Linked DNA regions of Homo sapiens: all the other regions are linked to region 3. Evidence: chromatin loops called from intact Hi-C (ENCODE). Cell type or tissue: endothelial cell of umbilical vein. All regions are shown on one strand. Each heading gives the region's core, and the rest is flanking DNA. Links, peaks and the distances in the headings are about the cores only.

Region 1 (4,304 bases), core at 53-4,052, 430 kb before region 3:
AACATCTCTCCTTGCTAAAACTTTCCAATCACTAGTATTCAGTAGAAAACACAAAACAGGACAATCATGTTGCACAATTTCCACAAAGGTTCTAAACCCACATGAGTCTTACCTCCAACATCCTTTTGCCCCCTCCTCCCATCTCTCAATGATTTTACAATTTATCCTTACTGTCTGTTAGTTCTAATTCATCACTTTGCTCAGTGCACAAATCCAAATCTCTGCCCCAAAACGAACATTTAATTCCTGAATATATCAAGTGCTAACTAATACTCCAATACCCATCATTGACCAAAATGTAACTCTTTACATAGAAAATCATTTCCCCACTGAAATCACTGCCAGGGATTTACCTATGTTTGCTGTAATCAAAGTCAAATTTTGCATCAATTCTATCCCATCTTACAGACTCTCCACTAAGAGATAGTTATGTCCATTTCTCTAACTTATCTAGTAACTTTATTAGTCCCCAGCTGGACTCCAATCTAGGCTCTAAGTCTCTCCTATCACTAAAAACCCATTTTTCCTTCCCCCTCCTTCAGACCTCTTGGAGGACAGATTTCTGGCCTCCTCCTTCATGCTTGGTAGCCTTCCCATAAGGCCCCCAGCAATACTATTACAGGCCTCTGGCCCCTCCCTCTCCTTCCCTCTGGACATAATAACCAACCCTGCTGTTGTTTTACTTAGGATATCTCCATTTCACCAGGCTCACCCAACACTCATCAGTGACATCTTAATAGTCTTTGCAACTTTCAAAGGCCAGTGACTCAGGCTCCACTTTGGAAATCACTGGTGTGTCCCAAGACCCCCACAATGACTCAGTGACCTAGACATCACCAATTCACCTGCTTGGGCCCTTAACTACTCACACATTCTTCCTAGCTTCCACCTCCCCTACCCTTCAACAAGTCACTGGCCTGCAAAGTCCCCTTTACCTCTATCCATCTCAGGGGTCTTACAGACCTCATCAAACTCAATCCCAATTCCCTTATTTAGCTCTCCATCTCGCCCCTCCAACACTCCTGCATCCCAGGACCCTGGGACTGTCCTCACTCTCCTGGTTTAACCTCTCCAAGCACTGCTTGGGACACAACCTTTGAAAAAAAGAAGAGATGCCCTCTCTCTCCACCGCCCGTGAAGCACCCCCACCTCCCCCCACAGGTTCCTCCAGACTCGCCTCACTAAATCCGCAACCCTGGCCCCCGCCCCTTTTCTGCCCCCCTCCACCCCGCTCTTCGCGGCTGTGGCTACCCCTGCCCCCAAACCGGCTCAAAACACGCGGACGCGGACCTGGCCCCCACTACCCCCGGCTCCGGTCCTTCCCCTCCCCCTCCCCCAGGTGCCACTTACCCCGGAGGCAGGAGTGGGGGAGGGGAGAGGAGGTGCGGAGCAGGGAAAGAGGCTTGGGTCCGGGGCGGCTCTCAGCCCCGCGGGGCCGGGGCCAGCGGCAGCGGCGGCGCAGCGTCTCCCCCCGGCGGCGGCAGCGGCGGCGGCGGCGCCGTCCCACTCCGGCAAGCACACATAGGCTCCATTGTCCGCCGGCGCCTCCCCCTTTCCGGCTCCCCCCTCCCGGTCCCGCCCCTTCCCTCCCTTCGGCCCTCCCCCGCCGCACCGCGCCACGAAAGGTACAGCCGGCCCCGCCTCGGACGCGAGCGGAGGGTGCCCCCTCCCCACCGGCCCGACGTCCCGCCCGCGGGGAACCGGGACCGCCCCGCCCCGCCTCAGCGTCCGGCCCCGCGACCAGCAAGGGCCCGCCCCTCCAGGGAAAGTCGCTCGTGCCCCTTCAGGGAAAGTCGCTCGTCCCCCTCCCCAGACGCGCGCGATGGTACCAACCCGCCGCGGCCTCCTCCCGCCCCCAGCTTCCCGCAGGGCCCTGCCCACCAGGCAGCCGCACCTCCCGCCGCCCCGCCCCCGATATTTTACTACGGGCCCGCCCACCGCCGGCACCACCTCCTGGTTTGCATAGGCACGCCCGCCAGGGCCCGCCCCGGACCGTCACCCGGCTGGAGGGGACGCCCACTCCCCCCTTAAAGCGGCAGAGCTCTAGTCCCCAACTCCAGAGCCTCCTGAGGGGCCGGCGGGGCGGGAGGTTCGGCACGGGAGGGTCTCCTCTTCCCGTCCCCTCCTCCCCACGCGCTCACTCTCCCGGACCTTCCCGCCGCCTCGCGCAGTCCTGGGAGCAACCGAGGGGGGCGGGGGGCCAGGAAAGGCGCGGAGGGGGAAGGGCAGCGTGGAATTTGGCCATCTTTTGACAGAAACGAATTGAAGAGCCGGTCTTTCCCTCACTCTTCCCTGCTGCCCAGGTCCCGGCCTAGCCCTCAACCTTCAAGGCCACCTCCTCACACCTTCGGGACGCAGTTCCACCCCGCTTTCCTGTCCCTTCTCTCCACCTCTGAGTCTGCACCGCCTGGGCCATGGCCGGCTTTCTCCCCTCGCAGGAGAGCAGCCCCCACCCAGGACTGCGCTCTCCTCCGCCCTCTGCGAAGTGCAGGAGTCCCGCTGATGCGCCGGGGGTGCAGGGGTCTCCTTTCACATCCGGCCCAGCCCAGCCTGGCTCAGGCATCGCTGCCTGGTGCCCACAGAGGGAACCTCTGTCCAGGACCTCACGTCGCTTCACAGCCGGGCTAGCTCCCCTAATTTTTCGGAAGACCTCTGCTCTGAAGGGGTCAAAGCCTGAGTATCCCGGCGCTGTTGTGAGAGGGTAGCCCATTAGATTACACTTTTTCTCAGAAGGAAAAAATGACGGCATCATGGTTAGAGCATGTTGCTGAATCAAAGCTCAGATTCGGGCTATTCTGCTCCATCTGTGTGGCCCCGGTTGCTGCGGTGAACAACCGTTATTATAGATCTGTCTGCTCTGCACCCTCCCCAGAATACACTGTTGTTACACCTCTGTCCTTGTGCCTTGTGGGGTCTTGATCTAAGTTAGCTGCTTCGGCAACTGTGTGCACTGACCCCGCAGCTCTTCTGGATCCGTTAGGTGAAGACTGCCCATGTTAGAGTGTACTGCGTGTTCTCCCTGGAGACAGATGGAGGCAATATGGCCAGGAGGACGAGATAAATCTTCTGCTCTTGCTTCTATCACCCATGGTTTTAACCAGGGTACTTATTCCTGTGTCAGTTTCCCTTCCTAAAGGAAACCTTCCTTGGGCAACCTTTTAAGGAATGGTGCTAGTTGTAAAGGATGGTCAAGAGAGCCCTAAATGATAAAGCCGATCTGCTTTCGAAATCATTTAAAACTCTTTAACTGGTCAACGTAAGTTACCATAGCCGCCTCCCCTGCTTAGATCCTATGAAAAACTGTGGCAAGGTATTTTCTCTTTGTCTTCTGTCATGACTGAGGATATAAATTAAATAAAGAAGAAAGGCAATAGTTGGTATAAACAATATCAAGATCAATTGAAGAATTCCAAATAGAAAATAATTAAAATGCCTTTTGTCAAGTTTGGGGCATAGAATATTTGATGTAACATAGCTAAGAACCCCTGTAAAAGAAGGCAGGAGGAAAAAGTCAGGTATGGACTTACGGACTTTTCTTATGGTATTAGAAAAGACAACCAAATCAGCAATATGCAAGAAACATTTGGGATTGCTAATGTAGGTGGAAAGAAGGAACTCACAGAACTTGTCTATAAGAGAAAACCACTGCCAAAATAAGCTCTGGCCTGGGGGGAATCCCAGACCAGATCACCTCTGCTCAGCAAGCTCAAAACAAACTCATTAAAACAATAATACACATGTTAAAAGAAAGTCTTAGCCATTTTACTAAGCGTTAAGCCCTCATGCAGCCATTATGTGTCAAAGTTCAAAATTATTATTGAATCAGAAGAAAAATGCAAATGAATATTAAACATACGACACTAGGGTAAAAGAATAATACTATTGAGAATTTAAGCACGCTAAAAAGTCATGAAATCTAAAGGTTAGAGGTTCCATAGAAATGGTAATTTAGCTACATTGCACATGGGATAGAAATGTGTTTTAAACTAGGATTTATTCTATTAAATAGGTTATTTTACTAGAATTTTTGCCCTCTGAATTTTCTACCTTGTATGCATTTTCATCTCACTTGAGAAAGAATTCTATTTTGGTGTATAAGGATTTAACACACTGTATATACATAAACATTAATGGATAATGAAATGCTTTTTTAAAAGCATCCTATGAATAAGAGCTTCAAACTGGTACTGCTACTCTAGAAATTTTAAGATAAGAAATCATTTTTTTACCCAAATGGTAAAATTGCTAAAAATAAAGGATTTTGATGCTAAAGAGACTTGGTTTTGATTTTCTCACTTACTGAA
Region 2 (4,304 bases), core at 155-4,154, 70 kb before region 3:
AGCCATTCCTTTGACTCTGCTTTTCTATTTTCCTTCTCCACTACCAATTTATCCAAGTTGCCACATTTGCCTACTTAATTCTGAATTTACTCACTCCATTCCATCCACTCAAACTTGCAACCTCTTGTCTCCTCATTTTCACTAAAACACTTGCCCATATGTACGTTTCTCCTGGCATATTATCCACAGCTAAGTATCAACTGGCACACTTTTCTGAGCCCTCTCTCACACAAGTTCTTAAAGAACCATTCCCAACACTTGCAAGGAAATAGGCAAACCCACAAACATAAACTTTCGTTAAGATAAAGTCAAACATAAAAAGACCAGTCTACAAGCTCATACTTAAAACTGGATACATACTCCTTACAGCCACACATTCTTACAGACTCAGGGAATCAAGGAGAGAGGTCTTTCTCTTTCATGTCAGCGTCCTCTCCATTCAACTTCATCTTTCAGTCTTCTAAGCTGAACACAGAATTGCACCTTTTGTTTCATTCCTAGAATGACAAACCTTACTCTTTCGTGGTACTGAGCACTTAAATAAATTAGTTTATACTTTTAAATGCACTCTCACTAGTCTAAAACTCTAGGTAGGAAGGGTCCCTATTTGTTTTGCTCATCTTTGTAGCCAATGCCTAAGAATACGCTCCCAGTAGCATTCAATAAGTAATGAATAAACGACTGTATTATTACTGATGCATGATTCTGTCAATACAGTCAAAGCACACACTACGTTCCCAACTTATAAGTAAGGAAAACGAGGCTGGGGCGGTTCAGCGGCGAGTCAGCGCAGACCCAGGAGGAGAGCGGGGTCTCGGAGCTGCAGGAAGTACGGTCAGCCATGCAGCGGCAGGGCTGGGGGGCATGCAAGGTTCGCGCTTTGCAGACTCTCCGTAAGGGCTAGTGTCAATAAATCGAGTTACGTGCGGTGGTGAGCGGACAAGCTAAGTTGGCATATAGTACGTGGTTCAGTCAGTATTTATGAATGACTCAAGACACAAAAATAGCTTCATAAACAGTGCTTTGCTTGAGTTTGTCCGCTCACTACCGCACGTAACTCGATCCGGAGAATTAATCCGTGGCGAATTCTCCAATAACTGCGCGCGCACAGTAAACGGAGAAGCTGAAGCTGGGAGATGAGTTGATCGTTTTACAGAAGCAACCAATAAACTCCCCAGGCCGGGACCCAAACCCACCGGAACAGCAACTGGAAACCTACATCCTTGGTGCACCAGGCCGTCCAACTCTTCAGCGGAGGCCTGCAGGTGGCGCTGATCTCACCACGTTTCCCCTCCACAGGCCAGGGGCCAGGCCTGGCTACCGGGCCCGCGACCTCATTCATCTGGCGTCCGCCGGCCCCGCGCGCCGCGCAGGCGGGGGCCGTGGCCACCAAGCCCGGGCGCAGTTTCTCTCCGCCCACGGCAGGAGCGAAGGAAGGCCCTGGCGCGAGCGGGTAAACTGCCCACCGGGCGGCCCACCCGCTGCGCCCCCGGCCCGCAAGAGGCAGTCCCAATAGGTTGGCCCGCCTGGCCGAAGTCCGCCCGGAGCCCGCTCACCTGTCAGCCCCCACTGCCGTAAGTCCTGCTCCTGCACCCGCGCCGCCTCGGCTCGGCCCTCAGTATGAAGCCGCAGTAAGAAGCCAGGGGCTTGGCCCCCGCGGCTAGTAGCGCCCGCGCGCTCCATCGGGCCGGTAGAGGCCCCGCCCCGCGCGGCCAAGCGCGCACCTCCCTCCCAACTTCCCAACGCGCGGGGGCGCGCGACTGCGCGCTGGGGCCCACCTACGAGCGAGGCGCCGCCAGAGGGCGCGTCCTGCCAAGATATCCGGAGCGGAGCTGGTGCAGTCACCCTTCCGGACAGGCAGTTCTTGCAGTGCGGAGCGTGGAAGGGCTGCCCAGTTCTCACCAGTCGTGCTTCTGAAGCGCTAGGCGTCTGATCACGCACAGGACGTCTGATTGCCTGAACTGCCCGTCAAGGAGGTGGCATGTGTTCATCATTCATTTATTATTTAATCAACATCGACTATCATGTGTCAGACACTCCGCTGGGCCCTGGGGGTTCTAGAAGTAAGACTTGTTCCGTGCCCTCCAGTGATTCACGATAAGATCAAACTGTTCTTGTTCGGTTTACCTAGTGATAAATTGATTTAGTCCCTGAAATCCCTTTCTTACTGCCTGTGACCTGTAGGCCAAAATTGGGAACCTCTGAATAGTAGTAAATTAAAATCACCAAAGACGTCATTGTGGCAGTGGGTATCTCAAGTGCATTATGGGGAGCAGATTGAGGCAATGTGTTCAGTTAGGGGTCACCGTGACTCAGCATCAGCTTTGAGTGGATTTATGATGTAGTATACCACTAATATAAATATGATAATAACAAAATAGCTGCATTTATTGATGAAGTTCTGGGTGGTGTCCTAAGGGCTTTAAGTATATTTTCTTATTTAACCTTCACAATAACCAATAATTAGGTGTTATAATTGTCCCCACATTGTAAATGAAGATATTGGGACTTGTAATGGTAATTGGCAGTACTGGAACAGGAACGATATTATTCTCTGGCTAATGTCATTAGAATAGTATTCTCATTTAGGTTAATCTTGGTGCTTCCTTCTTCAGTAAACTCATGTTAAATTTGTACCCTCCATTCTCATCTTCCTCTAAAATAAAAGGGAGAAATTTGTTCTGAGCTAGAAAAGGGATGACTTCAGATTGGTTTATTCATAAAAACTCAAGCAAAGCACTGTTTTATGAAGCTATTTTTGTGTCTTGAGTCATTCATAAATACTGACTTTCATGCGCGTCCGTGTGAAGAGACCACCAAACAGGCTTTGTGTGAGCAATAAAGCTGTTTATTTCACCTGGGTGCAGGTGGGCTGAGTCCGAAAAGAGTCAGCGAAGGGAGATAGGGGTGGGGTCGTTTTATAAGATTTGGGTAGGTAAAGGAAAATTACAGTCAAAGGGGGTTTGTTCTGTGGCGGGCAGGAGTGAGAGGTCACAAGGTGCTCGGTAGGGGAGCTTTTTGAGCCAGGATGAACCAGGAAAAGGACTTTCACAAGGTAATGTCATTACTTAAGGCAAAGACGGGCCATTTAAACTTCTTTTGTGGTGGAATGTCATCAGTTAAGGCAGGAACCAGCCATCTGGATGTGTACGTGCAGGTCACAGGGGATATGATGGCTTAGCTTGGGCTCAGAGGCCTGACACTGACTGAATTACATACTATGTGCCAAGCACTCTATGGTACTGAAGATAGAGGCCACTTATCTCCTGGATCTTACATTTTAAAAGGAGGAGACAAGCAATAAATAAAAATCAGGTAGTGAAGGGGTGGCCTGCCCCTCCACACTTGTGGGTATTTCTCGTCGGGTGGAATGAGAGACTTAAGAAAAAAAAGAGACACAGAGACAAAGTATAGAGAAAGAAAAGTGGGCCCAGGGAACCGGCGCTCAGCATACAGAGGACCTGCGCTGGCACCAGCCTCAGTTCCCTTAGTATTTATTGATCATTATCGGGCATTTCTCAGAGAGTGGGATGTGGCAGGACAATAGGGTAATAGTGGAGAGACGGTCAGCATGAAAACATGTGAACAAATGTCTCTGCATCATAAACAAGGTAAAGAAAAAAGTCCTGTGCTTTTGATGTGCATACACATAAACATCTCAATGCCTTAAAGAGCAGTATTGCTGCCCACATGTCCCACCTCCAGGCCTAAGGTGGTTTTCTCCTATCTCAGTCAATGGAATATACAATCGGGTTTTACACCGAGACATTCCATTGCCCAGGGATGAGCAGGAGACAGATGCCTTCCTCTTATCTCAACTGCAAAGAGGCCTTCCTTTCTCTTTTACTAATCCTCCTCAGCACAGACCCTTTATGGGTGTCAGGCTGGGGGACGGTCAGGTCTTTCCCTTCCCACAAGGCCATATTTCAGGCTATCACATGGGGAGAAACCTTGGACAATAACTGGCTTTCCTAGGCAGAGGTCCCTGCGGCCTTCCGCAGTGTATTGTGTCTCTGGGTACTTGAGATTAGGGAGTGGACTCTTAACAAGCATGCTGCCTTCAAGCATTTGTTTAACAAAGCACATCCTGCACAGCCCTGAATCCATTTAACCTTGAGTGGACACAGCCCATGTTTCAGGGAGCACAGGGTTGGGGGTAGGGTTACAGATTAACAGCATCTCAAGGCAGAAGAATTTTTCTTAGAACAGACCAAAATGGAGTCTCTTATTTCTACTTCTTTCTACACAGACACAGTAGCAGTCTGAGCTCTCTTTCTTTTCCCCACAAGGTAGGATTAATGCTA
Region 3 (4,304 bases), core at 151-4,150:
CTATTACCTCCTTCTTTTCCTTTCCTCTAGAAAGAAAGAAGAGCATTGGGGTGACAGCAATAAATCTAAAGGGAACAATTATACTGATACTGGTTAAGAGGATCTTGTATCTTTACTTATTCCCGAATCTAAGAAAAAAAAAAGGAATTTGGGACTAAGGAGAATTCATTCTTCCTACAGTGTCACATTACATTTGTTCTGTGTCTAAAACCTGCAATATTCAAAACTGACTTTTATTATTAACTGTTGAGTGACTTACAAATGTTGTTAGAGCAGAGCAGGGCAGAACAGTGTCATGGATAATCTTCCAAAGCAGATAATTCAAAAGTCATTTCCATTTAGCTGTGCAAAAACAGTTTATTTCTCTCCGTCAGTTTTCCATTGGTTAACGTACTTTGTTTCTGCTAGGCTGATTTGACTACTGCAAGGAAATACATACCAAGGACATATTATTTGGCATGGTGAAACCACCTTGGGGTCAGAAAACTGAATACTACACAAGTCAAGGTTTAATGTATTATGTATCTTCAAGGGCCTTGCTTCAGTGTCCTATGGTAAGGAATTGAGGGGTGGAGGGAGAAAAGTAGGGATAACCAAAAAGCATGTACTCAGACATAAAGATTTTGGAGGGGTGAGCAAGAAGTTGCAGTAAAATCGTACCTTTTTTTTTTCTTCCTGTAAACTGTCTTTGGTTTATGAGCCAAAGAATGAGTTTATAAGAGGCAGAGCAAAGAATAGGGGAGTAGTGAATTTGTTGTACTTAAGTGGGATGTCAACTTCATAATATAAAAATGAACGTTTCAGCAAATAGAGCTGCTCACTCAGAAAGGGTGGCCTATGTAACTTGGGGTTCCCCATCATTGGCCGTGTTTAAGCCTAAGTGGCATATCTGGTTAGAAATGGATTACAGTAAACAGTATTCCTGTATCCTTCATTCCGCAAATGCAAAAGCCTACTCTGTATAAGGTACATGCAGAATATGAAAAGGTATCAAATCTGGATCTGCTCTCTGCCAGCTGTCAAAGCATTGCTTCTCACACACTTTAATGTGATCTTGTTAAAATGCAGATTCAGAACCCTGGGGATGGGGCCTGATTCTGCATTTCTAACAGGCTCCCAGTTGACGCCAACACTGCTGGTCTGTGTAACACAGAGTGATAAACGTTTCTAGAAGGAGACATGCAAATACTTATAATACAAAGGTAAGTACCTTAGGGATTCCACTAATTTTCATAAAAAACCTGGATCCCTCCCAACCCTAGGGCTGTCTTTGCCCTTTTTATACCTTTAGTGTTCCTTCTGATGTTTTCGTTGTTGCTATCTTCCTTGAATTTTATTTCTTCTGAGGTTTCTCACTGTGTATGCTGTTTCTTAGCCTAGGAGAGCCTTTTCGTTCTTCTCCTAAGACTAACATTTTACTAATTTGTCAAGGAGCTAGAGCTCCTAAACACGCCATCTTGAATTCTTCCCTGCGACCCCAGTCGGGCTGAAAGCTCCTTCCTTGTCGCTCCCCACTGAACAGATTTTTCTTGGGGCGGGGAGAGGGGGACGGAGTATCGCTGAGTCGCCAGGCTGGAGTGCAATGGCGCGATCTCGGCTCACCGCAACCTCCGCCTCCCGGGTTCAAGCGATTCTTCTGCCTCATCCTCCCAAGTAGCTGGGACTTCCGGCGCGCGCCACCACGCCCAGCTAATTTTTGTATTTTTAGTAGAGCCGGGGTTTCACCTTGTTGGCCAGGATGGTCTTGATCTCCTGACTTCGTGATCTGCTCGCCTCAGCCTCCCAAAGTGCTGGGAATACAGGCGTGAGCCACTGCGCCCGGTCAGAACAGTTTTAACCTCCAGCAATGACCACTGCTTCCTTCTGCCTGCAGTTGGAAGTCAGTTTCAGTTTTCTTATTCCCTATAAGGAACCCACCTCTCCGGTCGCCTAACACACAGATGCTGCCCAGAAAACGTGCTGGCGCACCTGAGGCGGGGTAGAAAGCCGTGCCGCTCCTCCCGGCACCGAGCACCGGAGCCCAGGGAGGCGGCCTCCGAGTGTCATTTGGGGACGTCCCTTCTGCCGGGTAGTCTCAGAGGCCAAGCGCTCCTATTATCCCGGGCGCAGTCTCCCCAGGCGGGACAGGCCCTGCCTGGCGCCCCCTCCTGGCGCTGGAGGCTGCGTGCGACTGCCCACCATCGAGGCGGCGGCGGCGGCGGCTAGAGAGGCCGGCGGGTCCCGGGCGCCGAGGCTGCAGGCCGCAGGGAACGCGCACTGGGCGGACTCCGCGCCGCCGGCCTTGTAGCCATTTTAGGAGGAATCGCTGGTCGCCAGCGAGGGGTGCGGCTTCAATTTCAATAACTTTATTGGTGGCCTGATCTGCAGAACAGCCATCACATCAGTGGCCCTTGGAGGAGGGAGCGCATCGCCCGAGGTGACTGGAGTGGGGGCGCCCCTGGCAGTGAGCGCGGGGACGCGGGGGAGGTCCCGATAGCGGGTTTCCTGAGCTAGGGCCAGTGAGGGCACCGGGGTATTTGCAGGCGTTCCCGCAGGCCAGGAGGGAGAGGGCTCCAGGGCTCGGCTTCCCTGGGGCGGGGAATCCCTTGCCCTGTCCCGAGGCGCAGGGGCGGGGCCGGGGGGCGCCCCTGACGCGGCGGCTGAGGTGTTCCCAGCCCGGTGTCGTTCCCCGCGGTAGGTGGTCCCCGACGAGCTGCAGCCATGGGAAACACCACCAGCGACCGGGTGTCCGGGGAGCGCCACGGCGCCAAGGCTGCACGCTCCGAGGGCGCAGGCGGCCATGCCCCGGGGAAGGAGCACAAGATCATGGTGGGGAGTACGGACGACCCCAGCGTGTTCAGCCTCCCTGACTCCAAGGTAAGCGTCCCATGCCCGCAGTTGGTGTCAGTACTGCAGCGGGTTGATTTCTGGGCTCCTCTTCCCTTTCTTGGTTCTTTTCTACCGCGCCGAACCGGGCTATGGTTTTTTGAATTAAAGGGATTTATCGGGGACAGAGGTGTTGGATGATAATTCCTCTTGAAGTGCCGCCTCAAAATAGGATAAAGAGGCGGAGTTCTTGCTTTCCTGGTGTTCTGACTAATCTGTTGGCCACATTTTTAGGATGGGGACAATAGACATCCCCCCATCCCCGATCCTCCGAGCACGAATGGCTCTCTTCCATAGCGTTGCTGAATTTGTAGTTTGTAATCCCTGGTGGACAACTTCAGAGGGTAGGTTGCACGAGTTGCTGACCATAGGTGGTAGTTTCTCACCTTTGCCCTGAGGTGGCTAAATGAAATTCTTTTTCTGAAAATTTCTATGTATCAGTATCATTTTTGCTCTTCTAGCAGCTCTACAGTTGTGATCCTCTTCCCTTTTGGCACGGCTGTAAGCAGCAACTACTTGCTTATTGAATACTTTCTCCTAGTCTTGGGGATCAATTAAGGACATCATTTAGTTGACTGCTTAATTTTTGTCCCATACTTTATAGTTGTGGTGGCTGAGGCTGTGCCTCTTTCACGCCCCGCTGCTGCTCCGTAGGTGGAAGAGCCAATGATTCCACGACTTGTTTACTCCTCAGTAGTACTTCAAAATGTTGCGTGGCTAAAAAAACGACAACCCACAGCTGCCCTGAAGACCTTGCTCTCAATTCCAAGGACTTTCAGGAAGAGAACAACTTGTTTTCACTCTGTAAGAAAGGACAGATGGAGCTGATAGCAGCGATTACCATTCTAATGTTTCTAATGGCTTTCAGAGCTGTCAGCATGAAATACAAGTAATTCCTCCAGGTAGACTGACTGGATGAGATAGAAAAATGGAGGGCTTGAGGAGATTCGGGTGTGTTTGATGTTTCCTATCATTTCATCACTTCCCAGGGAACTGGGGCTTTAGAGAGTGAATAGAGTATTGTTTGCCATATTGGTAGCACATGGAATTTGGATTCCATGATTTATTTCTTTGGATCTCAATTGATAACATCATCACAGCCTGGCGCAGAGGCTCACGCCTGTAATCCCAGCACTTTGGGAGGCCGAGGCGGTTGGATCATTTGAGGTCAGGTGTTCGAGACCAGCCTGACCAACATGGTGAAACCCCGTCTCTACTAAAAATACAGAAAAAGTAGCCGGGCATGCTGGTGCATGCCTGTAGTCCCAGCTACTCGGGAGGCTGAGGCAGGAGAATCGCTTGAACCCGGGAGGCGGTGGTTGCAGTGAGTTTAGATCAAACCACTGCACTCCAGCCTGGGTGACAGACTCTCAAAACAAAAAAACAAAAAAACAAAAAAACCAACCATAATCACAGAGAAGTGAGAGTGATTAAAAGGA
Region 4 (4,304 bases), core at 153-4,152, 53 kb before region 3:
AGACACAATTGAAGTAGGGGGACATTAAAATAAAATTACATTGTTAACTACATTTTAAAAGTAATTCTTGCATTATTTGTAAAACTGATTCAGTAGGAGGAAATTAATACTCAGTTTATAAAAGTATTCATGTTTTCCTTTAGGCATTTCTTCTAGTGCATTCAAAATTATCCAATTTACAAGTAATTCATTTTAAGTTAACTTCTAGCATATAAAATGGTTGTGTTGAAACACTGTCTTCAGAATTTTATTTTTAAAAGATACTATTTTAGTATAAATTCACATTTATAGTTGAATGCTTTTGTGAAAGATATTAGTCTTTAAAATATTTTACAGGCTGGCCTTGTTGGCTCATGCCTGTAATCCCAGCACTTTGGGAGGCCAAGGCAGGTGGATCACTTGAGCCCAGGAGTTCAAGACCAGCTTGAGCAACATAGTGAAACCTCATTTCTACAAAAAATACAAAAATTACCAGGTGTGGTGGCACACAGCTGTAGTCCCTACTCAGAAGGCTGAGGTGGGAGGGTAGATTGAGCCCAGGAGATAGAGGCTGCAGTGAGCCATGATTGCACCACTGCACTCCAGCCCAAGTGCCAGAGTGAGACCCTGTTTCAAAAAAAAAAAAGTTCGACAGTTCCAAAACACATTAATGTTAATTAGAGTCTGCTAAGTTGCTATAAATACAACAAAAAATTCAATGGCACAAACAAAATATCAGTTGCCTCTCATGAAAAAGTCCAAGATTAGCAGGTGCAGATTGGAAGAGCAAAATTGACTCAGGGAGTGGTAGAAGGAGAGCAAGGATCCAAGGCATGAGCCACAATCCATGCCTCTTACAACCCCTCACATCTGTCAAATAGAACCCTTGTCTGGATGGGCCCTTGTTCTAACCCAGTGCCTGAAATCTTGTATCTGTTATATTGGTGGTTCTACATGACTTTATATTTGAAAAGTTACATTTTAGAAGTGGATATTTTGTATTTTTGGTTACTAATATAACTGTGTGAAAGCACTATTAAAAATACTTTTATTTCGTTAAAATTACCTGTTTATGTTTTGGTCTCCTCCACTAATCTGTAAGCCCCTCTGAGTAGGAAACAATACATTCCTCACTATACTCCAGCACTCAGCTCAGTGCATGGGGATTTAAAAGTAAATTTCTTCCAGAAGTGTAGATTCTTAGATCCAGATTGTGAGGAGGGGAGGAGAGAGGTATAGGTGAGCCGGGGGCGGAAGTGGGGGCAGGATCATCTTAAGGAAGGAGACCACTGCTACTACTGCTGCCCTCCTCCCACCACCTTGCCTCGTTCACAAGACAGGAGGAGAGAAAAAGCAAAAAGTTGGAAAAAAAAAAAAGTAAGATAAATTGCCAGACAACCTTGGCACCACCACCCGGCCCTAGGAGTTAAAAAAAGTAATAATAATAACATCAACCCCTGACCTAAACTACTTGTGTTATCTGTGAATTCCTGACACTGTATGAAAAAAGCATTGTAGCCCCCAGTCACGTTTCCCACTCTTGTTTGATGTATCACGACCCTTTCACGTGGACCCCTTAAAGTTGTAAGCCTTTAAAAAGGCCAAAAATTTCTTTTTCGGGGAGCTCGGCTCTTAAGACGCGAGTCTGCCGACGCTCCCGGCCGAATAAAAACCTCTTCCTTCTTTAATTCGGTGTCTGAGGAGTTTTGTCTGTGGCTCATCCTGCTACAATCTGTTTGAACAGATCACCTGAAAGGTAGGTGTTCATTTAAGCATTTGGAGTAGAACTGGCTTTGGGGTTGTTGACAGTTTTCCCTTCACTAGGAAGTGTTTGTCACTTTAAGGCAAAAACCAGGAAGTTAAAAGTGGATGCAGAAGCGAGCACAGACGGGGCTAGGGGTTTCAGAGAAAGTAATTGAGAGTGCTGGCAACAGCAGCTGAAATATAGAGAAGTTGTAGGATTAACTTTTTCGCCCAAAGCAGCTTCAGCCCACGTTTTATTCCCATCGAGGGAGGGAGAATGGGTGCCGCTGAGTGGGCGGGGGAGTGGTCCCTGAAAGGAGGTGGAGTGCTACAGCCCCTCCCCGTTGGCTCTCGCTGTTTGTCCGTTGTTGGTTTATAGTAATTTGACAACAGCCGCCTGTTGAGTCTCCTCCAGATCGCAGCTGAAGGATCTGTTGAGCGCTTCAGGAAAGGCGGTGAGATCCGGTACCGCAGCAGAGCACTCTCAGCTCTGGGTCTTGCAGGCGCAGGGCTCCCCCATGCCAGCAGAAAGATTTCCTCTGGTGAAGAGGACCGTCGAATCTGTCCTCCTCAAGACACCTCTTGTACAGAATTTATTCGAATGCCACGGCCAAGGTCTTCCTTGAAAAATGTTAACCGATGTGTGCTTTTTGTCTTTTGTCATCCTTTCTTTAGGACAGGCGACACTAACAGGTGAAGATCTCGGGAGACCATGACTAAGAAAAGAATTGCTGTGATTGGGGGAGGAGTGAGCGGGCTCTCTTCCATCAAGTGCTGCGTAGAAGAAGGCTTGGAACCTGTCTGCTTTGAAAGGACTGATGACATCGGAGGGCTCTGGAGGTTCCAGGTACATACATCTCCTAGTCCCTTAATACTTGAAACCCTCCCTGCAACTAGGTGCATACGACAGTTTATCTTAACAGTGTCAGGTGGCCGGGCGCGGTTGGCACACGCCTGTAATCCTAGCACTTTGGGAGGCCGAGGCGGGCGGATCACGAGGTCAGGCGATCGAGACCATCCTGGCTAACACGGTGAAACCTCGTCTCTACTAAAAATGCAAAAAAATTAGCCGGGCGTGGTGGCGGGTGCATGTAGTCCCAGCTACTCGGGAGGCTAAGGCAGGAGGATGGGGTGAACTTGGGAGGCAGAGCTTGCAGTGAGCCGAGATCGCCCCACTGCACTCCAGCCTGGGTGACAGAGCAAGACTCCGTCTCAAGGAAAAAAATTAAAAAAAGATAGTTAAACTTATTATATTCCAAAGAATACCAGCCACCTTTATTGATCTCCAAACTGACATGCATTGGATTTGCTGGGTTTGCTTTTATTTTTACATTTTTTGAAGGAGAATTTTTATTCTTTTTATTTACAGAAAATTCAGCAGTGTACATTTAACCCAGTTTAGTGGCAACTTCTTTCACCTTTCCCTTTTCCACTTTGGTGATTCAAACCCACAGATTTAGGACCCAGGACATTGCCTCCCCATTGGCAGCGAATCTCATCATATCTGTCCATGTAATTGGTTCTGAAAACTGCCACCAACTTAGCCACACCTCCTTTGTCTTCCTAGTGAACCTGTGTGAAGGCAACGTCGTGCAGGTCTTCCTGTGGACTAGACATCCCAATCTTACCTCACCCTTGATAATGCAGTAAGGGACCCCCATTTTGGGACACAGGGCAGGCAGGAAGACAACCAGCTCGATGGGATCCGCATCGTGTGCAATCACCACCAGCTGAGTCTTCTTGTTCTCCACCAAGGTGGTGATTGTGTTAACCCCTGCTGGAAAGACGGGTGGTGTCTCGATGGGGGTATCCCCTTTGCTAGCAGCTTTCTTCTCAGTCCAGGACAACAGTCTCTGCTTCTTCTCTTGTTTTGTCTCTGGTCTGTGCTTGTGGGCCCGCGTAAGCAGTCAGTAGCTGTTTGGCAGTGCGAAGCCTGGGTGAACTGGTTAATGGCAGGAAGTGCTTTCAGCAGCTTATAAAAGGATAGCTCTTTGCTGCTGCAACCTGATATAGGGGGGCCATCTGACAAAGAGGGTGAGGTCTCTTTGGGGCTGTATGTCCTGTCCAATGCCAAAATTCTTAGGCTTTTTCTCAAACAGAGGATTCACAACTTTTTTGTCTTCCTGCTTCTTCACTGATAGCAGGGGCGGGGGCCGCCTTCTTTCCCTTAGCCTTCTTTCCTATTGGCATCTTGGGTGGCTAGAGGAGAACGGGTTTGCTTTTAAGCTAGTTTTCTGAACATTTAATAGTATTGAGGTGCCCTAGATAAGTTTTACGTTTCATATTTCATAAAAACTAACACATTGTTGGCCAGCTACATAAAAGTGGCTTTATAGCATTTCTTAGTTGAACCGAAATACAATCCTTTTGCACCCTGACTCTGTTTTGGGGACTAATTTTATGTGACAATCATCCTTATTCAGATCTGGAGTGGATCCCCTTAGCTGACCTGCATACGTGTATCATCATCAGTCTTGGACATGGGCTAAAAGCCTGTTGTTTTTAGTAAACAGCAGAAAATTCTGCTCTTAAAATCCAGCCACAATATGGTATGGAGGTTAAGAATGCAGTCTTAGGCTCAA
Region 5 (4,304 bases), core at 126-4,125, 220 kb before region 3:
AAATACTCCATCCAACAGTAGAATACACATTCTTTTCAAGCACATGTGGAATATTCTCCAGCATAGATCACATACTGGACCACAAAGCAATAATGAATTTAAAGGGTTTATTTATTTTTATTTTAAAAAAAATTTCAGCATTTACTTTAGATTCAAGGGGTACATGTGCAGGTTTGTTACACGGGCATATTCTATGATGCTGAGGTTTGGTGTATGATTGATCTCATCACTCCAGCCTGGGTGACAAAGTAAGCCTCCATCCCCACTGCTCCCCCCCCAAAAAAAAAATCAAATAAAAAATGTTTTAAAGATAAAACAATACTTACAAATTTGTGTTAATGAGTTTATAATGGGAATTAAGTTGATATTAATCTGAACTTTTTAGATTTAGATTAAGACACAGATTTCATGCAATACCCATAGCAAACACTCAGGTAATGACCATAGTATCCGATAGTTTTTCAACTCTTGCCTCCCTTCTTACCTCCCGACTGTAGTAGTCTCCAGTGTCTATTATTCCCATCTTTATGTCCATGAGTCCCAGTGTTTAGTGCTCACTTAGAACATGCAGTGTTTGGTCTTCTGTTTCTGTGTTAATTCACTTAGGATGATGACCTACAGTTGCATCCTTTTTGCTGCTAAGGACAGGATTTCATTCTTTTTTATGGCTGTGTAGTATTCCGTGGTGTGTATGTACCATATTTTTTTTATCCAATCCTCCACGGATGGGTACCTACGTTGATTCCGTGTCTTTGCTATTGTAAAGTGATGTGACGAACATCCGAGTGCATGTGTCTTTTTTTTGTAGAATGATTTATTTTCTTTTGGGTATATAACCAGTAATGGGATTGCTGGGTTAAGTGGTCGTTTTTTGTTTTTTGTTTTTTTTTAAGTTTTTTGAGAAATCTTCAAACTGCTTTTCACAGAGGACAAACTAATTTACATTCCCACCAACAGTGTATAAGCATCCTCTTTTCTCCACAGCCTCACCAGCATTTGTTACTTTTTGGCTTTTTAATAATAGCCATTCTGACTAGTGTGAGATGGTACCTTGTTGTGGTTTTGATTTGCATTTCTCTGATGATTACTGATGTTGAGCATTTTTTCATATGTTTTTTGGCCACTTTTATGTCTTCTTTTGAGAAGTATCTGTTCATATCCTTTGCCCACTATTTAATGGAGTTTTTTCTTTTTTGCTGGTTGAGTTGTTGAGGTATGAAATTCTTTTCTCAGCTTGGTTTGCTCTGTTGTTAAGGCTTTCCATTGTATTTTGAAATTCCTGTAGTGAATTTTTCAATTTCAGAGGCTCAGTTTGATTCTTTTTTAAAATAGCTATGTTGTCTTTCAACTCTTGGATCATTTTACTGCCTTTCTTAGTTTGGGTTTCAACTTTCTCTTGAATCTCATTGAGCTTCCTTGTTATTCAGATTCTAAATTCTATGTCTGTCATTTCAGAAATGTCAGTCTGGTTAGGACACGTTGTTGGGGAGCTAGGGCGATACTTTGTAGGTAAGGAAACACTCTGACTTTTTGAATTGCTGGAGTTCTTGCACTGATTCCTTCTCATCTGAGAGGGCTGGTGTCTCTTTGTCTTTTTAAAGTTGCTGTTGATTGAGTGGGGCTTTTTGTTTTTATATTCTTTTTTTCCCCTTGAGGTTTTGACTGTGGTGTATGTTGTGTATAGTCGATTGGCTTCATTTCTGGGTGCTTTCAAAGGGTAAAGGGTCTGTGGGCATTCCTTAATTGTGGCTAGTTTCCTGCACTGGGTTTCACAGGCTTTGCCTGCCCAACAAATTTACTTTTGGTTGGTGGTGTAATTCATGTCATGATCCAGTAGATGGCACTTAAGAGTAAGAGCCAGCAGATATGCTGTTAGCTATGTGCATTAGCAGCAGTGCTTAGGGGAAGAGGGAGAGGGGAGGGCAAGAGATGTCTCCCTCGTGGTATCTGCTCCTGGGCCTTGAGGGACCCCCCTCCAATCACTAGCACTGTGTCTATGTTCCTTAGTTCCAGTGGGGGTCCTGGTGGCCTGCACTCCCACCTCCGTTAGGGGCAGTCAGATCCACAGGTTGGGTCAACAAGAGACCCACCACTCCAGGGAACCTGCTGATTCTCTGTGTTTGGCAGAGCCAGAGAGGGTTGTGGGCTATGTCTGCGTTGGCCTGGTGATGCAGTGGATCATGGGCGGAGGATCCCTGGGCAGGGTGGTAGTGCCACGAGTGTGCAGCTGGTGTGGCGTCCACGGCCTGGGTTTTTTATTTTTGCCCAGGAGATGGCTATGGGGTCTACTGAGCTTGCAGTCCCCCAACTGAGCCTCCCTCAGATGTTTGCCCCAGGAGGAGGCCTGACCAGCTAGATTTGTCTCAAGCATTCTGCATCCAGATCGCTGGGTTGTTCCAGGTGTTCCAAGCCTTGGGGCCCTCTTGGGCAGAAGCTGCAGCTGGTCAACAGGCTAGGCTCTTCCCAGGCCAGCTTTGCATAGGAAGAGATGCTCAAGTCCCACGCCAGCACATGCCCACAAACTCACGCCTCACTCTTCTCAGTGTTCTGAGAGTGGAGGCTTTTCCCTTGCTTGAGGTCAGGTCACAGATCTCAGCTTGATGCCCCTGGGCAGTGTGCACAATCCCTGGGGGTTGGGGACCAGGCCCATGGCTTTGCCCTCTGGCCTCTTGGGGTTGAGCACTGGCTGTGTTCCGGGGAGCCAAACTGCTGCCAGGCGATTGGCAAAAATACTCAGGTGGAGCAGTGGAGGCTGGAGGCTGTGCTCTGTGCTCCCTGTTGCAGGAGCAGCCAGGCATGTGGCCTTGGGAGGAGCTGGTGTACAAGGGCCATGTGTATCAGATGTGCCCCTGTCCCACGGGAAAGGTAGCTCTGCTCTCTCCCAGCCCGGCAGTCAGCAGGGGCTAGAGCCACACAGAACAAAATGGAGAGCCTTGGGGAATGGGAGCCTATGCTCACATTTTTGCTGTAGCTCTGGACTCCATGCAGGTTCCAGTTCTGCTTCAAGGCAGTTTCCTCTATCAGTTCAAATGCCTGTGGGGGTCATGGGATCTCTTGTAGTCTGGATCCCAGAGGTGTGTGGCGGGAGTGTGGTGCCTGGGAGTTCCTTCACTCACTGCTTCCCTAGGACCTGCTCAGGATCAGGAGCTGGTCTTGTCACTCTGAGTGACTCCATGCAGGCGCCTAGCTTCCTCCTTCTTCACCCTCAGTGTCTCTGTCACCTCTCTATCAACTTTTTGTGTTTTCTCTCAAATGATCTGTTTGAACTATGATGTTTTACTTGAAATCCTGGATTCTCTTTGTGGGAGAGGCATTTCCTGGCTGTGTCTAGTCAGCCATTTTGTCCCTTTCCATGAAAGTATTTAAATAATACAAAGTATGTTCCCCAGCCACAATGGAATTAAATTAGAAACCAACAACAAAATGAAATTTGGAAACTCCACAAATATTTGGAAATTAAGCAATATATTTCTGAATGAATTATATTATGAATGAATCAGGAGAAATTACCAAAAATTTAGAAAGTATTTTAAATTGTATCACTATGAAAACCACACATATTACAATTTATGGGATGCAGCTAAAGCAACACAGAGAAAAATTCATATGACTTTAAATGCCTATATTAGAAAAGAAAAAGAATATTTCAAATTAAATGAAAAGCATCATAAGGGAATATTATGAGGAACTTTATGCCAACAAATTAGACAACTTAGGTGAAATAGTCAAATTCTTAAAAAACCCCATAAACTACCAAAACTAACTCAAGAAGAAATGAAACATCTGAATAGATCCAAAATCTGTAAAGAAATTTGTAGTTAAAACCTTCTCACAAATACAAACTCAGACTTACATGACTTTGCAAGTGAATTCCATCAAACACTTAACAAAGACATAAGACTGCTGCTCCACAAGCTCTTCCAGGAAATAGAGGCAGAAGGAACAGTTTCCAACTCATTCTATGAGGCCATATTATCCTCATACCAAAGTAAGATAAGCATATTACAAGAAAAGAAAACTATAGACCAACATCTCTTCTGAATATAAATGGAAATATTAGAAAATGAAATCTAAGAATATGAAAAAGAATTATACACCATGACTAGGTAAGATGCATCCCAGGAGTGCAACGCTGTTTAACATCCAAAAAACAATTAATGAAATACATCATATTAAAATAATATAGGACAAAAACCACATGATAATTTCAATATATGCAGAAAAATATTTGACAAAATTCAATACCTATTTATGATTTTAAAAAATCTCAAAAGACTTGGAATAAAAGATAGCTTTCTCAGTCT
Region 6 (4,304 bases), core at 251-4,250, 370 kb before region 3:
CCTCTGTGAAAAGCACATAAATATTCTCAGCCAGGGCTGGCCCTTTGCTTCAATCTCCAGCTATCACAGGGAGTCAGTCTGATAAACATTTGCAGTTAGAATGGAAGGAGGCACAGCCTCCTAGACTTTTACAGATTTTTTTGGACAAGTAGCAGAGTCACAGAAAACCTAGAATTAGGTAAGAAAGCAGAACTCCTCCAGAGAATTCAGAGAGAGCTACAACTGAGAGCCTTTAAACAATCAATGTGTAGGAACAGAAGAAAGGAAATCCACAATTCAAGAAAATAAGCAGACATTTTTTTTCCTCAAAAAAAATTGTTAAGATGAATGTTAGGCACTGATTTTAGCCCTCTGTTCCATCCCTCAAGATGTCACTTGAAAAAGCAAAAGGTTTTATCCACAAAACCACCGGCGAGTAAACAGCCTTCACATTCTTAGCCTCGTACACACACAGTAAGATATTTACTCTCTGATAAACAGCAATTGTAAATAAATCTCATTTAATCTCTAAAAGCCACAATAAAAATCTTTAACCTCCAAGGTAGAGTTTACAGATGCGTCTGCATGCCCTGCCAGCCCCAGAAAACACAAGGTCTTGAATAAACTACTATACCAGGAGGCACATTTTCTCGCTCAAGCATCTTACATTGACCTTCTTTAAAACAAAAATACGTACAAGGAGGAGGAAAGGGGAAAACCCAACCCCTCCCACCCCATTCTCTGTACAAATCGGCCAATAAATCTAACGAAAAGACACAAGAGAAAAAGGACAGAAGCCAACAGGTGGAACAAGGCTTTTTGTTTCCTTAGAAATGCTCAGACACTTGATCTGTGCTCCTCAGTCTATTTGTCTCAGGGTGTCTTTAATGATGTTTTTATTACCCTGATGATGATGATCAAGAATAATGATAACACTTCTACTCTGTGATTCCACAGCATCTCTAGCTGACGATTTCTCCACGCGTTTCAGACACAGTGATCTGTTCTGTTTCGCTCAATCCCAGGGAGGCATACAGCATCCCTGATCAGCAACCTTGATTTTACAGATGGGGAAATTGAGGCACGGGGCACCCCACAACTCAACAGTCTCTACGACCAGAGGAATCCCTGAGACTGGAAAAGTTTCTGGATCGTCTTGTGGCAGAGTTCTCTTGCTCTCCCTTCTTGCCTGCCATGCCGCTCCTCCTCGGAGAGTCTGGGCTGGGGTGGTAAGGATCGGGGTGCCTCCCCTTCACAGCGAGGCACGCCAGGGCAGTGTGTGGGAAGTCCACACGCACACACAGACCCACGGGCACACTGGCACACACAAAGCTCGATGCAATCTCTGCAGTCACTCGGCGGAGCCCTGGCCGGCCCTTGCTCAGCCTGAGAATGCACAGCTCGGAGCCTGCAAGGCCTCCCTGGGCTCTGGGCTGGGGTTTCCCTGAACCAAGGCTCTGCCCTTCTCTCCCTCTTTTCCAGGCTTCCCTCTCTCGCGCTCCCTCTCTCTCTCTCTTTTCCCTCCCACCCTCACACCCTCCTCCCAGCCCTCTCCATCCACCCCTTCTCCCCCACCAACCCAGAGGCACAGATCGTGTTACTGGGGTTCCCTCGAAAGAGGGGCCATCCCCAGTCCTGGATGCCTTGAAAGACTTCCAGGGGCAACGCAGGAGCTCCAATCGCAGGACCCCAGCGCTCCTCCAGAGCAGCGCAGGAATGAGACCCCCACTTCCAGGCACAGGCGAACAAGCCTGCCACCGAAGAAGGAATTGTTAGGGCTCTTACCTTTTTTATGAGGAGAAATTCTGGAGAATCATTTCAGAAACTGAGGGGGGAAAGTGAATGAAGACAAAAAAGACCCTTTTCCCGCAATCCCTGGCCTCCTGGTATCAAGACACCAGGACAACATCAAAGCAACTTAGGGGGAACACTTTAGGGGCCTATTGTCTGCTCTGGTCTGATCTGTTTTTCTTCTGACTCCCCCTCTTGCTGCGGTGACACTTGGTACGGCCCAGGCATTCATGCCAAGTAGCTTTCACACATGGAAGCTTGTCTCAAGCAATTGCTGACAAGCCACAAACAAGACATTCTCCCTCCCTTCTCTGCGCCCCCCCACTCCTCCCCCCTCCACCTTTTCCTCCTCCCCTCTTGTCTCCCCTCCTCCTTTCTTCTGAATGCAAACTAAAACTCTCCAGTGACAGGCAGGCTCGCAGGCTTGGCCTAGCTGCGCACGCAGGCACACACACACACACACACACACACACACACACACACACACACACTCTCTCTCTCTCTCTCTCTCTCTCTCTCTCTCTCTCTCTCTCTCTCTCTCTCTCTCTCCTCTCTCTCTCTCTCTCTCTTCTCTCTCTCTCTCTTCTCTCTCTCTCTCAAGCAGCTCAGCTAGTTGCTGCTGCACTGGTGGAGTTAAGAGACAGGAAAAAGCCCAGGCTGAGTTGGGGGCAGGGAGAAAAAGAGAGGGAGAGCGAGAGCAGAGAGCCGCCTCCTGTGTCCTAGTAAAATGGCAGAAGAGAGGTGAGTCCTTTGGAAGAAAAGCAGTGGCCACACACGTGTGCACACATACACAGACTCAGGCCATCTCAGCGCCAGGAAAAGTGAAATAAATGACCCGACAAAGGAAAAAGCAAAGTCCCATTAGCTGGAGATTGGGGGAGTAGGGAGATAAGAGGGTGAGTGGCCCCAGGACTGGGGTTTCTGTTGAGTGGTTAGGTGATTTTTCTTCTTTACAATAGAGAAAAATTTGTTTCCTAAGGATCTAGCCTTCTTTCACTGCATAATTGAGCATGGACTTGAGCTACTAGTTAAAATAAAATCATGAAATGTGTAAATGTGTGAGTAAACTTAACTGTAGGTTCAACTTGTACCCAAGATATTTTTAAAGTGAAGCTTTTTTTATTTTTTTTTATTTTTTATTTTAGCAGAAACCCTAGAGAGCAGTAGCAAGGAGAGTAGTAACAAGTAGTGTAAACTAGGAGAGCTGTGAAGTGTGATGCTAAAGTTACTGATTGCCAGGCTGCTGGAATTTATGGAGGGTGGGCCTGAGAGTTGGAGGAGGGGAGGGTGAGTGTGCTGTTTTCTAGGAATAAGAGGGGAATGAGGTAGGATAATGAATATGGCAAGAAACAAGCAGGAATTTGATTGGTGTGGAGGGAGGAGGTGGGGGCTGTAAAGGAGTGGAGAGAGAGAGAGAGAGAGAGAGAGAGAGAGAGAAACAACACTGCATTAAAAAAAGAAGAAAAATGGAAGCCCAGAAAGATTGAAACATGCAGAGTAAATGAGATGGTAAAAGAAGGCATAAAATGTGAGCAAAAAGGAGCACAAAGGATGTGCAAATTTGCAGATGGCATGAAATCAGGAGGGCCAATTGAGATCAGGAAGAAGAATGACAGGATGATTATATGACATTCATATTTTTAGATACTGTGGACTCACAGACCTAACAAGGTCTCCTCTGCCTAGGCCAGAAGAGTTATCCCTATGCAACAGGATCTGAATGGAAGCTTAGCTCCTAACTGCTGCTGAATCAGTTCTGTACTTTTTCATGAAGATTGTTTAGACTCTATTCCTCAGAATCTTCCTTTACAAAATGGAAATTATGAGAACACACATCACTCATTCCTTCATAGGTATGCAGTAAAGAATAAATTATGACTTCTTTCATACTTAACACCAGCTAAATGAGGTGTCACTACCTAAAACTCACCACATCAAAGACACAGACTTGTTCCTGTTATTTTCCCCCTTAATTTGCTCCTCCATTATCCCTGATCCCTGAACTGTCTGTCCCGACTCCCATTAATGATGATGATGTGGTAATATAATAATAATAATAATAACCTTTTTTTAAGTATTTACTTGATTCTTAGCATTTTCCCACTCATTTGTATCATGAAGTAATTTTTGTTATGATCATTTCCATTTACAGATGATAGAAAAACGAGGCACAGAGAGGTTAAGCAACTTGTCTGAGGTCACACAGCAAGGCAGAGGTAGAGCTGAAATCCAACTGAGGCCTGTGTGATTCTAAAGCCCCAGCGTTTACCCGCCATATTATGCCTTCTCACTGGAGTAGTCCAGGTACTCCATGGCACTTCAAGTCCAGTCAGCCATATAAGTACACTGTTTTTTCTGTACCCCAGGGTTGGGTTTGGATCCTTTCATTTTGAGCCAGGGGAACTTCTGACCTCCCCTTAATAGGCTACTGACTCACTGTCCACTTCTAAGTGGTGGTGACTCACTATACACAATGAGGCCTCCCAGGCAAGAATTGCATAAAGGGTCGACTTAACCTTCAATGACTGCACTAT
Region 7 (4,304 bases), core at 114-4,113, 74 kb after region 3:
GATGTGGATGTGGTCTGAGGCCTCTGCTGCTTCTCACATCCAGGGTTCTTCCCATGGCCTTCCCACTGCTCCCTTAAAAGACTGGGACATGGAGTTGTAAGGGGGTGGGTTTCTCTGCAAAGGGTCCTCTCCTTCTGCAGCCCTCTGTTTCTGGGCATGCATGGTTGATGCTAAGCACATCCTCACTGGGAGATGTGAAAAGCAATCACTTTGCTCCAAACAGAGCTAATCAGGAAGAAAGGTACTGATGTTACCAGTTGCTAGTAGGGCATAGATGAGGTCCCTACATTCTGCACCCCAGGCTGACTGGAAGTTCTGGGGTATTTTCTTCTCACTTGTGGATGGCACCTGCCACTTCAGCCAGCCTGAGGCTTACCCTGCAGCTGGTCCTCCCAGCAGGAGCTCAGTTTGCCCCTGGGTTATCATCACTTAGCAGTCCCTCCAGACTCAGCCAGACAGGACCAGACAAAGATTCTCATTTGATTTTTGTCTCTCTCTCCCCTAAAGATACCAAATACTGCTGGAAGAATGAAAAGGATGAAAGGATGTCATCAAAGTAGTTTTTTCACTTGATGGAAAAGACTAAAACAGCAAAGCAAGTTCAAGATCAAACACAACACCACAGGGATCCTTTGATGAGAAGTGAACTTAAGACCATGAAATGCTGTTGATGATTTTAACCCACCAGCCTCCTTTGATTTGAGAAGCCACAGCCCTTCCCCCTCCAATTGTGATCAACTATGATCAGTACCTAAGGAGACTGATGCCCAGATGAACAAACAGCATTGAGAGGCCTTAGCCCTGCTCCTCTCAATTCCTATCCCGTAGAGAACAGGAGTCAGGAGCCGCTGGCAGGAGACAGCATGTCACCCGGGACTTTGCCAGTGCAGAATAAGAACAATGCCACGTTCTTGCTGAAAGCACTTAGCCTGAGTTTCGTAGGAGGTAATCACCAGACAACTGCAGAATGTAGAACACTGAGCAGGACAACTGACCTATCTCCTTCACACAGTCCACGTCACCATGAATCACACAACAAAAAAGAGAAGAGACATTTTGGGTTGAAAAAGATTGAAAAGATAATGTAGCTACACTTCTTTGGTCATTTTGAACCCAAAGCATCTCATCTTTTTATTGTTGTCACTGATGGTGGTGACATGGATTTGTTTGTAGAGGACAGGTCAGCTGTCTAGATCATGGTCTACATTCTGAATTTGTCTGAAAATGTCCTTATGATTAAATTCAGCCTAAACATTTTGCTGGGAACACTGCAGAGTCAATGCGGTGAGTTTCCTACCTCAGCCCATCTGCAGGCAGAGAAGGTCCAGTTTGTCCATCACCAGTATCATGATACCAGGACTGGTCAGTTGGTTAAGGAGGGGCCTAGGAGATCTTTCACTTGTAAAGACTCCTTATTTATAATTCATTTGGAAAGTGGTTTGAAAAAGTATAAATATCTTGTATTCTAACGATCTTCCTCTGAACATTTTATCATCAATTAATCACCCCTGCCTGTGTCAGTTATTATATTTCGTGGGCGGCAAGCCATCCAGGTGCCGAGGCAAGAGACTGAGGGCATGAGCTGTTCCAGTATAATAAAATATATAAAACAACAAGAGTTATACTAGATCTAGATCATAGACATGATTATATATGAATATCATTAATCATTAGTTTGTAGCAATTACTCTTTATTCCAATATTATAATAATCCTCGCTCTATAATCATAACCTAGGAAAAACTAGGCCATACAGAGATAGGAGCTGAGGGGACACAGTGAGAAGTGACCAGAAGACAAGAGGGCCAGCCTTCTGTTATGCCCGGACAGGGCCACCAGAGGGCTCCTTGGTCTAGTGGTAATGCCAGCATCTGGGAAGACGCCCATTGCCATGTGGACCGTGGTCTAGCGGTAGCCTCAGTGTCAAGGAAAAACACCCACTACTTAGTGGACTGGGTAAGGGAGTCTCCCTTTCCCCTGGGGAGTTTAGCAAAGATTCTACTCCTCCACCTCTTGTGGAGGGCCTGACATCAGTCAGGCTCGCCCGCAGTTATCTGGAGGCCTAACCGTCTCCCTGTGATGCTGTGCTTCAGTGGTCATGCTCCTAGTCTGCCTTCATGTTCCATCCTGTACACATAGTGCTGCAGTGGACATATGCCAGCATGTATCTTTATAACAGAATGACTTATATTCCTTTGGGTATATGCCCAGTAGTGGAATTACTGGTCAAATGGTATTTCTGCCTGTAGGTCTTTGAGGAGTAGCCACAGTGTCTTTCCCAATGGTTAGACTGACTTACACTCCCACCAACAGTGTAAAAGCATTCCTTTTTCTATGCAACCTTGCCAACATCGGTTGTGGATTTTTTTCTATTTTTGCCTATGGATGTCCATTTTTTCAGCAGAATTTGTTAACAGGACAATGCTTTCTCCCCTGAATTGTTTTGAACCATTGTCCGCCCATTGGCAGGCATGAGACTGGAGAGAGGACTGTCCTATCATTGGAGGGACAGGGCTTGAAATAGGGCAGGTCTTATGGAAAAGAAAAGGAACACTTATTTTTTCAATGAGGCAGAGGAAAGCCCCAAGCACAAGTGGGGTACTCCCTACCCCATGTGTGGCACACTCGCCTCTGCTCTCCTGCCTCTCCTGCTGCACAAGTTTGGGTGTGCATGGACACTGAGGCCGTGTTGTGCCACTGGGCACATTTGGGCATTGACATCAAATGTGTGGCATCAAATCCCAGAATCTCAAGCAGGCAAGTGACAGGAAAACATGAGACACAACGAAGAATGAAATAATTCAGTTGAAAATGACACACATGTTAGAAATAGCAGACAAGGACATTACAGCAGTTATTATAATTTTAATTAAGTGAAGAATTGGGAGATATTTTTTAATATCAAATTCCATAAGTGAAAACTGCGATTTACAGTCTGAAGTTTAAAAAAAATACACTTGATTAAACATTGCAGAAGAAAAGATTAATGAACTAGAAGGAGTAGTAGAAGAAACTAACACAAATGAAACATGCAGGGAAAAATGAATTGAAAACATAAAAAGCCCATCAATGGGAGGCTTAAACACCCTACTGTAGGGGTAAATGGAATCCCTGAGGGGAATGGAGTGGGTAACAGGGATAGAAAAATATTTAAAACACACTGGATGGAAGCTTTCTAAGCTTCATGAACACCATAAACTGCAAATATCCCAGAAACATAATGTATCCTAAGGACAAGAAACATGAAGAAAACTACACTAAGGAACACCATACTCAAATTGATCAAAACCAGTAATGAAGAGAAAATCCTAAGAGGGCTAAAAGGGGAACAAATATGTTATATACTGAGGACTAAATGTAAGGATGGCATCTGATTTCTCATCAGAAATATTACAAACAAGAAGTTTGCAATACTTTTAAGTACTGAAAAAAAAGTCAACCTAGAATTCTATACCCACTGAAAATCTTTTTCAAAAATGAAGATGAGGCTGGGTACAGTGGCTCACAGCTGTAATCACAGCACTTTGGGAGGCCGAGGCAGGCGGATCACGAGGTCAGGAGTTCGAGACCAGCCTGGCCAATATGGTGAAACACTGTCTCTACTAAAAATATAAAAATTAATTGGGTGTGGTGGTGGGCACCTGTAGTCTCAGCAACTCTGGAGGCTGAGGCAGAAGAATTGCTTGAAACTGGGAGTTGGAGGTTGCAGTGAGCTGAGATCAGGCCACTGCCCTCCAGCCTGGACAACAGAGTGAGACTGCATCTCAAAAAAAAAAAAAAGAAGATGAGCAAAAATGGTTTGGAAAGAAAACAAATTATCTCAATTTGTAGATGACATGATCCTATATAGAGAAAATACCAAATAATACACACACACACACACACACACACACACACACACACACTACGGGAGTTAATAAACTAATTCGGCAAACTTGTAGCACACAAGATAAATGGACAAAAACCAGTTGCTTTAGCAATGAAAAAAATTTTGAAGGAAAATTAATATACTTCATTTATAATAGCACCCATAAGAATAACACATCTAGGAATAAATTTAAGAAGGTGAAATACTTGTACACTGAAAACTACCTAACATTGCTTAAAGAGATTAAAGAAGAACTAAAAAAATGGAAAGACATCCTGTGTCCATTGTTGGAAGATTTAACATGGTTAAGATGGAAATGAAACTCAAAACAATCTACAGATTCAGTGTAATGTTATTCAAATTCCAGTGGCCTGTTTTTTCAGAAATTAAAAAAACAGAACTTTTTATTTGGAAGAAATTGCAAGTATCTGCAAATA

Evidence for each region. Hi-C counts contacts between places; a loop is a spot of excess contacts. Peaks named below come from ENCODE experiments on the same cell type or tissue, not always from the same donor. Only the 100,000 strongest peaks of a DNase experiment are listed, where the experiment ranks them.
Region 1: a loop joins it to region 3, with 7 times the contacts of the local background. A loop is called at or near these places in 6 of 110 quality-filtered maps.
Region 2: a loop joins it to region 3, with 11 times the contacts of the local background. A loop is called at or near these places in 105 of 110 quality-filtered maps.
Region 4: a loop joins it to region 3, with 8 times the contacts of the local background. A loop is called at or near these places in 32 of 110 quality-filtered maps.
Region 5: a loop joins it to region 3, with 10 times the contacts of the local background. A loop is called at or near these places in 4 of 110 quality-filtered maps.
Region 6: a loop joins it to region 3, with 4 times the contacts of the local background. A loop is called at or near these places in 4 of 110 quality-filtered maps.
Region 7: it touches region 3 in a loop (4-fold over the local background); 15 of 110 quality-filtered maps call a loop at or near these places.

The regions. Positions count from the first base shown.
Region 1 is chr1:147,597,384-147,601,687 of GRCh38, reverse strand. All of the region lies in intron 1 of BCL9 (BCL9 transcription coactivator), which reads right to left. Among named protein-coding and RNA genes, the nearest start is that of BCL9, 58 kb to the right of the region's middle. RefSeq lists silencers at 1,199-2,248, 2,279-2,358. In endothelial cell of umbilical vein, for the core only: no CTCF peak of the experiment used is centred there; a DNase peak (open chromatin) is centred at 1,757; H3K4me3 peaks cover 1,910 bases; H3K27ac peaks cover 290 bases; H3K27me3 peaks cover 259 bases.
Region 2 is chr1:147,240,083-147,244,386 of GRCh38, reverse strand. It overlaps CHD1L (chromodomain helicase DNA binding protein 1 like), which reads right to left and starts at 1,703. Exons shown (of 23, transcript NM_004284.6): 1 at 1,557-1,703. The coding sequence starts at 1,683. RefSeq lists a silencer at 1,252-1,871. In endothelial cell of umbilical vein, for the core only: CTCF peaks have their summits at 1,241 (motif pointing right) and 1,782 (motif pointing right); DNase peaks (open chromatin) are centred at 966, 1,266 and 1,816; H3K4me3 peaks cover 2,035 bases; H3K27ac peaks cover 871 bases.
Region 3 is chr1:147,170,541-147,174,844 of GRCh38, reverse strand. PRKAB2 (protein kinase AMP-activated non-catalytic subunit beta 2) reads left to right here and starts at 2,375. Exons shown (of 8, transcript NM_005399.5): 1 at 2,375-2,416; 2 at 2,678-2,856. The coding sequence starts at 2,701. It also overlaps a transcript of CHD1L not described here. RefSeq lists silencers at 2,046-2,275, 2,446-2,715. In endothelial cell of umbilical vein, for the core only: a CTCF peak has its summit at 2,148 (motif pointing left); a DNase peak (open chromatin) is centred at 2,154; H3K4me3 peaks cover 2,898 bases; H3K27ac peaks cover 1,644 bases.
Region 4 is chr1:147,223,160-147,227,463 of GRCh38, reverse strand. It overlaps FMO5 (flavin containing dimethylaniline monoxygenase 5), which reads left to right and starts at 2,125. Exons shown (of 9, transcript NM_001461.4): 1 at 2,125-2,177; 2 at 2,398-2,569. The coding sequence starts at 2,435. It also overlaps a transcript of CHD1L not described here and the pseudogene RPL7AP15. In endothelial cell of umbilical vein, for the core only: no CTCF peak of the experiment used is centred there; DNase peaks (open chromatin) are centred at 1,823 and 2,113; H3K4me3 peaks cover 1,068 bases; H3K27me3 peaks cover 449 bases.
Region 5 is chr1:147,387,655-147,391,958 of GRCh38, reverse strand. The region is part of intron 3 of LINC00624 (long intergenic non-protein coding RNA 624); the gene reads left to right. Among named protein-coding and RNA genes, the nearest start is that of LINC00624, 130 kb to the left of the region's middle. In endothelial cell of umbilical vein, for the core only: a CTCF peak has its summit at 1,847 (motif pointing right); no DNase peak of the experiment used is centred there.
Region 6 is chr1:147,539,135-147,543,438 of GRCh38, reverse strand. It overlaps BCL9 (BCL9 transcription coactivator), which reads right to left and starts at 1,938. Exons shown (of 10, transcript NM_004326.4): 1 at 1,765-1,938. RefSeq lists enhancers at 1,893-1,952, 1,513-2,267, 1,986-2,280. In endothelial cell of umbilical vein, for the core only: no CTCF peak of the experiment used is centred there; DNase peaks (open chromatin) are centred at 2,128, 2,458 and 4,248; H3K4me3 peaks cover 1,747 bases; H3K27ac peaks cover 1,117 bases.
Region 7 is chr1:147,096,097-147,100,400 of GRCh38, reverse strand. It overlaps the pseudogene NBPF13P. Among named protein-coding and RNA genes, the nearest start is that of RNVU1-8, 13 kb to the right of the region's middle. In endothelial cell of umbilical vein, for the core only: CTCF peaks have their summits at 1,623 and 1,838 (motif pointing right); no DNase peak of the experiment used is centred there.